Regions from separate parts of the Homo sapiens genome. Here region 1 is linked to region 2. Evidence: chromatin loops called from intact Hi-C (ENCODE). Cell type or tissue: heart right ventricle. All regions are shown on one strand. Each heading gives the region's core, and the rest is flanking DNA. Links, peaks and the distances in the headings are about the cores only.

Region 1 (4,403 bases), core at 286-4,285, 180 kb after region 2:
GGGAAGGACATAACAAAAACTGAAAACTATAGACCAATATCCCTGATGAACATAGAGGCAAAAATCCTCAGGAAAATACTAGTTAACTGAATCTAACAGCATATCAAAAAGATAATTTGACGTGATCAAGTGGGTTTCATACCAGGGATGCAGGGATGGTTTAACATATGTAAGTCAAAAAATGTGATACACTACATAAGCAAAATTAAAAACAAAAATCACATGATCATCTCAGCAGATGCAAACAAAACATTTGACAAAATCCAGGATCCCTTTATAATTAAAACCCTCAGCAAAATCGGCTTAGAAGGGACATACCTTAAGGTAATAAAAGCCACATATGACAAACCCACAGCCAACATTATACTGAACAGGGAAAACTTGAAAGCATTCCCCCTGAGAACTGGAACAAGACAAGGATAGCCACTTTCACCACTTCCATTAAACATAGCACTGGAAGTCCTAGCCAGAGCAATCAGACAAAAAAAAGAAATAAAGGGTAAAAACTGTCACTATATGTTGAGGATATGATCATATACCTAGAAAACCCTAAAGACCCGTCCAAAAAGCTTCTAATATTGGTAAAGGGGTGCAGCAAATTTCAGGATACAAAATTAACGTACACAAATCAGTAGCTCTGCTATATACCAACAGCAACCAAGCTGAGAATCAAATCAAGAACTTAACCTCTTTCACAATAGCTGCAAAAAAAATTTTTTAATTTAAAAATTTTTTAAAAACTTAGAAATATACCTAAACAAGGACGTGAAAGACCTCTACAAGGAAAACTACAAAACACTTCTGAATGAAATCACAGACAATGGAAACACATCTCATGCTCATGGATGGGTAGAATCAATATTGTGAAAATGAGCATACCGCCAAAAGCGATCTACAAATTCAATGGAATTCCCATCAAAATACCACATCATTCTTCACAGAATTAGAAAAAAAAATCCTAAAATTCATATGTAACCAAAAAAGAGCTCACATAGCCAAAGCAAGACCAAGCAAAAAGGAATCACATAACCCAACTTCAAACTATTCTATAAGGCCATAGCCACCAAAACAGCATGGTACTAATATAAAAATAGGCACATAGACCAACGGAACAAAATACAGAACCCAGCAATAAACCCAAATACTTACAGTCAAGTGATCTTTGACAAAGCAAACAAAATATAAACTGGTGAAAAGACACTCTATTCAATAAATGGTGCTGGGATAACTGGTAAGCCACATGTAGGAGAATGAAACTGGATCCTCATCTCTCACCTTATACAAAAATCAATTCAAGGTGAATCAAAGACTTAAACCTAAGACCTGAAACCATAAAGATTCTAGAAGATAACATCAGAAAAAGCATTCTAGACATTGGCTTAGGCAAAGGCTTCATGACCAAGAACCCAAAAACAGATGCAACAAAAACAAAGATAAATAGATGTGACTTAATTAAACTAGAAAGCTTCTGCACAGCACAAGAAATAATCAGCAGAGTTAACAGACAAACCACAGAGTGGGAGAAAATCATCACAATATATACATCAAACAAAGGACTAATATCCAGAATCTACAAATAACTCTGTTGTAGCCCCAATCCCTGTTGGACTGAACAAAGGGGGGCAAATGCGGGAATAAAGGTAAGGACAAGAGAGTATATTTGGAAGAAGGGGTCAGGGGGCTCCTTTCTTCTAGTGAACAAGGGCCCTGAGCTTTTAGAGCCCTTCGTATTTATTGAGTAAAGGAGATAGGGAGAAGTGAGGTGGTTGTCAGTCAGTTGCTTGACTCGGTGCAGGCTTGCACAACTGCATTCTCTGAACAGTAGCCTCCAGATGTTCCAGTAGATAACCTCAAGGAGCATGGCACCAGGGAGTGATTGCACTCTGCATACCCTCTGGTGGCAGGTGCAGATGTGAGTTTGCCCACATCCTGCATTCATGATAAACAGTTTGCTGTTTGATCATACAGTCTTCAGTGGAATGCTGAGTTGGTCACAATCTAACTTAATTAAATTAGAAAGCTTCTGCACAGCACAAGAAATAATCAGCAGAGTTAACAGACAAACCACAGAGTGAGAGAAAATCATCACAATATATACATCCAACGAAGGACTAATATCCAGAATATACAAAAACTTAAACAAATCAGCAAGAAACAAACAATCCCATCAAAAAGTGGGCTAAGGATATGAATAGATAATTCTCAAAAGAAGATATACAAATGGCCCACAAGCATATGGAAAAATGCTCAACATCACTAAGTATCAGGGAAATGCAAATCAAAACCACAATGCAGTACCACCTTACTTCTGCAAGGATGGCCATAATAAGAAAAAAATAAATAAAAAATAAGAGATGTTGGCAGGGATGTGGTGAAAAGGGAACCCTTTTACACTGTTGGTGGGAATGTAAACTAGTACAACCACTATGGAAAAGAGTGTGGAGTTTCCTTAAAGAATGAAAAGTAGATCTACCATTTGACCCAGCAATCCCACTCCTAGGTATCTACCCAGAGGAAAACAAGTCATTATATAAAAAAGATACTTGCACATGCATGTTTATAGCAGCACAATTTGCAATTGCAAAAATATGGCACCAACCCAAATGTCCATCAATCAAAGAGTAGATAAAGAAAATATGGCCGGGCGCGGTGGCTCACGCCTGTAATCCCAGCACTTTGGGAGGCCAAGACGGGCAGATCACGAGGTCAGGAGATCGAGACCAACCTGGCTAATATGGTGAAACCTCGTCTCTACTAAGAAAAAAAAAAAAAAAAATTAGCCGGGTGTGGTGGTGGGCGCCTGTAGTCCCAGCTACTCAGGAGGCTAAGGCAGGAGAATGGCGTGAACCTAGGAGGCAGAGCTTGCAGTGAGCAGAGATCGCGCCACTGCACTCCACCCTGGGTGACAGAGCGAGACTCCGTCTCAAAAAAAAACACACACGCAAAAAAACAAAGAACGAAAATATGGTGTATATGATACCATGGAATACTACTCAGCCACAACAAGGGATAAAATAATGGTATTCACAGCAACCTAGATGGAATTGGAGACTATTATTCTAAGTAAAGTCACTTAGGAATGGAAAACCAAACACCATATGGTGTCACTAATAAGTGGGAGCTAAGCTATGAGGACACAAAGGCATAAAAATTATACATTGGACTTTGGGGATTCGGGGGAAAAGGGTCGGGGGTGGTGAGGTATAAAAGACTACACACTGGGTACAGTGTACACTGCTCAAGTGATGGGTGCAGCAAAATCTCAGAAATCACCACTAAAGGACTTATTCATGTAGCCAAATATCACTTGTTCACCAAAAACCTATTGAAATAAAAAAATAATTTTCAAAAAAAAAAAAAAACAAGCAAAAAGAAAACTAATAAAAACTGTACAGTTCAGCTTTGTCCCCCCACTTTTTAACTTTTTGGTGTTTCTCTATATATATCTTATTGTACTGTCTATGTCTTGAAAAGTTTTTGTCATTATTTTTGATTGGTTTATCATTTAGTCTTTATACTTAGGATAAGAGTAGTTTCTACATCACAGTCACAGTGTTATAGTATTCTGTGTTTTTCTGTGTACTTACTATTATCAGTGAGTTTTGTACCATCAGGTGATTATATATTGCTCATTAACATCATTATCTTTCTGATTCAAGTATTCCCCTTAGCATTTCTTGCAGGACATGTCTGTTGTTGGTGAAACCCCTCAGCTTTTGTTTATCTGGTAAAGTCTTTATTTTTCCTTCATGTTTGAAGGATATTTTTGCCAGATATACTATTCTAGGGTAAAAGTTGTTTTCCTTCAGCACTTTAAACATGTCATGCCACTCTCCCCTGGCCTGTAAGGTTTCCAGTGAAAAGTCTGCTGCCAGACATACTGGAGCTTCGTTACATGTTATTTGATTCCTTTTTCTTGCTGCTTTTAGGATCCTTTTTATATCCTTGATCTTTGGGAGTTACACTATTAATGCCTTGAGGTAGTCTTCTTCGGTTTAAATTTGCTTGGTCTTCTATAACCTTCTTGTACTTGGATATTGATATCTTTCTCTTGGTCTGGGAAGTTCTTCATTAGTATCCCTTCGAATAAATTTTCTACCCCTATCTCTTTCTCTACTTCCTCTTTAAGGTAAATACCTCTTAGATTTGCCCTTTTGAGGCTATTTCTAGATCCTATAGGCATGCTTCATTCTTTTTTATTGTTTTTTTTTCTTTTGTCTCTTTTGACTGTGTATCTTCAGAAGAATAGCCTATCTTCAAGCTCACTAATTCTTTCTTCTGCTTGATCAATTCTGCTACTAAAAGTCTCTGTTGCATGCTTCAGTAAATCAACTGCATCTTTCAGCTCCAGAATTTCTGCTTGATTTTTTTGAATCATTTCAATCTCTGTTAAATTTATCTGA
Region 2 (4,403 bases), core at 325-4,324:
TTTATTAATTGGCTCAATGAAGAATTATTTGCAGTATTCTCAGAGCTATAAGATGTACCCTACATTTAGCCTGGACCAGCTTGTCCTGGCAGGTTAAGACCTTATCTTCTTAGTGAGAGATGACTGTGGTTTATTCAGAAGGCCATGACCCTGATCTGCCAGCTCAAGAGACCAGCAAAGATCCTGCCATAAGCTATAAAGGGCCTTAGATGTCATGTTGAAGACTTTGGGCCTTACCCTGTAGCAGACTAAATTTTTAAGTAAGACAATGAAATGATCACATGTATATGTTTCATTCAGATAATTCTTTTCGCACTGAAATCCTTGTCTCAGGATCATTTTCTGGGGCAACCTTGCCTAAGGCAATATTGTTTTCACAGCCAGTTCCTAGAAGAAGTGATACCAGGAAGCACTGATAGGGGAATTAAGAGGTAAAACTGGGAAGGCATGTCAGTAAAGGATACATTATTGAGAAGGTTATTATTGTAGGCAACTAAAGTTCAAATCCACAGGTGACTTCTGAGAGATCAGGTAAAAAACCCATCTGAGTATTTATTAGCCAGCTGAGACAAGGCAGGTAACCCACCCCACCTTCGACACATGGAAATAAAGGAAAAATCTTGAGTGTCTTCCAGGGAAATTCCAGGCCCCTAGCTAGCCTTTAGAATAAATGAGCAACTAATAAGCAATAAATTATTAATAACTTAAACAATAGCCTTCTAAGCAAGTCAGAGTCACAAGGTGTTTTGGATCCCAATAGAAACTAAAAGACGACATTGTAACATGTGGTTCTGGAGTTGTTTTTAGAAACCTGGGTAGACCTCAGATAAGGGAGAACTGAGGACTGAACTCTTGACTGCTGTTCTGTATTCTAAATTTCTTCCTAAGCGACCTAGAGAGTCACACTGACAGACAAAACCTTGACGTTCCTTTCTGCTGACCCCACGATTTTAGACAAAACACCTTGCTTCCTTAATCCATTGCAAATCTGAAAATCTCTGAATCTGCCTACAACCCATAAGATCCTGCTTCAAAGTATCCTGCCTTTTTGGGCAAAACCAATGTGACTTTGTCTGTAACCTGTCTCCCCACCTTTAAAAACCCATACACATAAGCTATCAGGAGTTCAAGTCTTAAACATTAGCTACCTGATTCTCCTTGCTTGGTGACCTGGCAATAAATGCCTCAATTTCTCTCACTGCAAATATCATTTTCAGTGTTTGGTTTTGCTGCTTTTGGCAAGCAAGTGGACCCAAGTTCAGTTCATAATACAACTTTTTTTTTTTTTTTTTTTGAGAGAGAGTCTCACTCTGTCACCAGGCTGGAGTGCAGTGGCACAATCTCGACTCACTGCAACCTCTGCCTCCCAGGGTCAAGCGATTCTCCTGCCTCAGCCTCCCAAGTAGCTGAGACTACAGCCAATTTTTGTATTTTTAGTAGAGAAGGGGTTTCCCCATGTTGGCCAGGATGGTCTCAATCTCTTCCCCTCATAATACAACTCTTATTGATCAATGGCTGAGGGCTGTTCCTGGGAGTGCTCACCGCCCCCACCCCTCAGCCCTTTCCGTCTGCCCATGGCACAGACTTAGCTGTCTGCAGAGGCTGGAAAAAGCTCTGGGGGAGAGTGTCAGGTGCTTGCTGTAACAAGCCCTTGGCAAGTATAGAAACAGTTTAAGTGTTAAGGGGATATAGCAGGGCCCTGACAGCATCTGCTACACATCTGTAAATAAGTAAGTTATAAGACCGCTGCTCTTGTCAGATGAGAAATAGTGAGTACTTCAGCCATAGCAGTGGCAGTGGGAATGGAAAGAGGAGGAAATGTTTGGAAATGAATTTAAGAAAATCAACAGAACTGGCAACCAAAACAATAATAGTGATGAAGAAAAGAGTCCAAAGGAACTCCCAGGTCTCTAACTTGAGTGTTAGACTGGATACCATGATCTAGTTTAGGAAACAGAGGAGAAGCCCTCATCCTGTTCCCTGAATGTATGTTAAGTTATAGGCACATCATATTTGAGATAGCTGTCTGTATAGCAAGCTGAGTTTCCCAGGAAGTTGATTCTGGGGTGGAGATTAGCATATGGAAGGCTTATTAGAGAGTGCACTTGGAATCAACTCACGGTGAAGGGAAGAGAAAGTAGCATAATTGAGCAGAGGAGGAAGGTGGGCATCGATGCAATCTCAAGGAAGCCTCAGCCAGCCCTATGACAAGTACCAAAAATGGAATTACCCTCAGAGTTGTACCCACTTTTGTGGGGCACTTATACCCCTATATTGAGCATTCATTGGAAGGAGGCTGACCCAAAAAAGGGACGTGACATTGAGTGAGATAACTCTTCAGCCAACACAATCCCTAAAGATGGCTGACAGCTGTCAATACTCTCATAGCTGGAGTCATGGGTATTGTATTCCAAAACAGGAATGTGGACAACGCATGGCAGCATCTGCCACAGGCAGTGTTATCAGATGTGTCCAGTTGGTATTTGATGCATAGATCTAGTGCAAAGAAAAATCAGCTGGCAACACATTTGGAGAGTTCTCAGTTTAAAAGAGTGTCAGTAAGTAACTTGGGCAGATGGTATAGAACAGAGTTCTTTCTGGAACACTCCAAATATGATTACTCTGTGGTAAATAATGGTAACTTTCCTTGCTTAGAAAAAGGGCAAATAATGTCATTATAACACCATATAGTGGGTTATAGATTATCTGTTGACAATAAAACATAGGGAAATGTAATTTAATTGCTTCATTTCAAAGGTGGATAAGTAAAATAGTAGAAATGTTATGAAGAGCATAAACATATATAGTAGGAATAATGTTTTTCTCTTGGTGTGTATATGAGAATCATAACAAAAGAAATTACCCAATTTTTCTGTCAACTTCCTTTTCATATTAGATAAGGTCTATAAAAGTGTGATTAAAGAAAATATGGTTTTTAATACTCATGACAAGTATAGCAATTTGGAACAAAAATGTGAAATGTTTATCTAATAAATGCTATGTTCCACATGATGAAAAACTAAAAGTTAAAAAAAAGGCAAAAATACTAACAAGTATAAATAGTATTTCCCAAGGACAACCTAGCCAAGGGTATAAAAAAAAGAACTGAGATCACTCTAACTAGTAAAACAGTTTCCCCTGGTACTTATCATCCTCTGATCTTCCCAGGGTCATTGACACTTCTTTCTGAAAATCTCTGCAAAGGAAGTATAATACAATGGGCCAAAGTGCTGATTTGGGAGTTAGACTGCCTCCTTTTCCACTTGCTAGACCTGATCAAGCTATGTGCAAGTCTCTCAACTTCTCTGTATCTCAGTTTTCTTATCTATAAAATGAGGTTAATAAAAAAAACACCTGCTTCTCAGTGATACTGCAAAATGCTTACTGGCATATAGTAATCTTTCAAAAAGTTGTTATTATAAGTCATTGCTATTATTTGGCTGGAAAGACCTGTGCAAAGCTACATGGGTGCCTTCCTTTTGCACTCAGAGCTTGTCAGAAAAAACAGTCATTGGCAGACCTCCTACCAGGGAAACAGGGCTAAAGTCCTCAAGATGCCAAAACCACTTCTGTTAATGTCTGATGCTGGTGAACAATTAAATTTCATTGTGCCAAGAAGTAAATATGAATTCCACATCTTAACTTCCCTATGTGGCAATAACCGAAACAGAGACAACCTAATAAAGCACCAGTTTTCCCTTTTCGCTCAACTCAGGCATCATAAATTGTGGTAACTCTGACTAGGAGGCTCCCCTGTGAGAGTCTCCATCTCAAAGGTTCAGTGGGTTTCATACAGTCATCCACATTCAACACCAACTGGCTTGCAGCTGCAAAGCAGCCTTGTGCGTGTGAAATATATCTTACAGCCTTAGTGTGCTAAGTCACAGGTATTTTATTCTGTGAAAGAAGAAATCACAAATGACCAAAGATCTTGATGCTTCCCTTTCAGGAGGTTCTTCCTGACATCAACATCTACTAGTTTTTAAACTAAACTATATGTCAATATGTCCATACCTGCATCTGGAGGAGGGAAGACAGAGATGGTGCCCAGGCATTCCTAAGCAGCACATCCCTGCCTACTACCTTTGGATCCCCTAGAAAGCCCATTGCTTACAGGGATGGTCTTTTCCAACTTACAAAACATACTTTCCACCCTCTTGTATCCACAGAGATTTTCTTTCTCCCAACTTTGTTTCACACTCTCAAATCCAAGTCACAGACACCCTCCACCTACCCTATGACTGAAGAGGAGTTGTTCAATCCTCCCTTCAGTGAGTCTTCCTTAGCGGCCTTCCTCACTTCCTCTGGCAAGTACAGTCCTGGAAGACCTTCCCTCACACAGCTCTCCAAGTATTCCAGAAGTGCCTGAATCAGAAAGTCAGTCCAATATAGGCACATTCTGT

Evidence for each region. Hi-C counts contacts between places; a loop is a spot of excess contacts. Peaks named below come from ENCODE experiments on the same cell type or tissue, not always from the same donor. Only the 100,000 strongest peaks of a DNase experiment are listed, where the experiment ranks them.
Region 1: a loop joins it to region 2, with 3 times the contacts of the local background. A loop is called at or near these places in 1 of 110 quality-filtered maps.

What each region holds. Positions count from the first base shown.
Region 1 is chr15:45,812,596-45,816,998 of GRCh38, reverse strand. The region is part of intron 1 of LOC105370802 (a long non-coding RNA gene); the gene reads right to left. Among named protein-coding and RNA genes, the nearest start is that of SQOR, 180 kb to the right of the region's middle. In heart right ventricle, for the core only: no CTCF peak of the experiment used is centred there; no DNase peak of the experiment used is centred there.
Region 2 is chr15:45,992,532-45,996,934 of GRCh38, reverse strand. No RefSeq gene overlaps it. Among named protein-coding and RNA genes, the nearest start is that of SQOR, 360 kb to the right of the region's middle. In heart right ventricle, for the core only: no CTCF peak of the experiment used is centred there; no DNase peak of the experiment used is centred there; H3K27ac peaks cover 1,444 bases.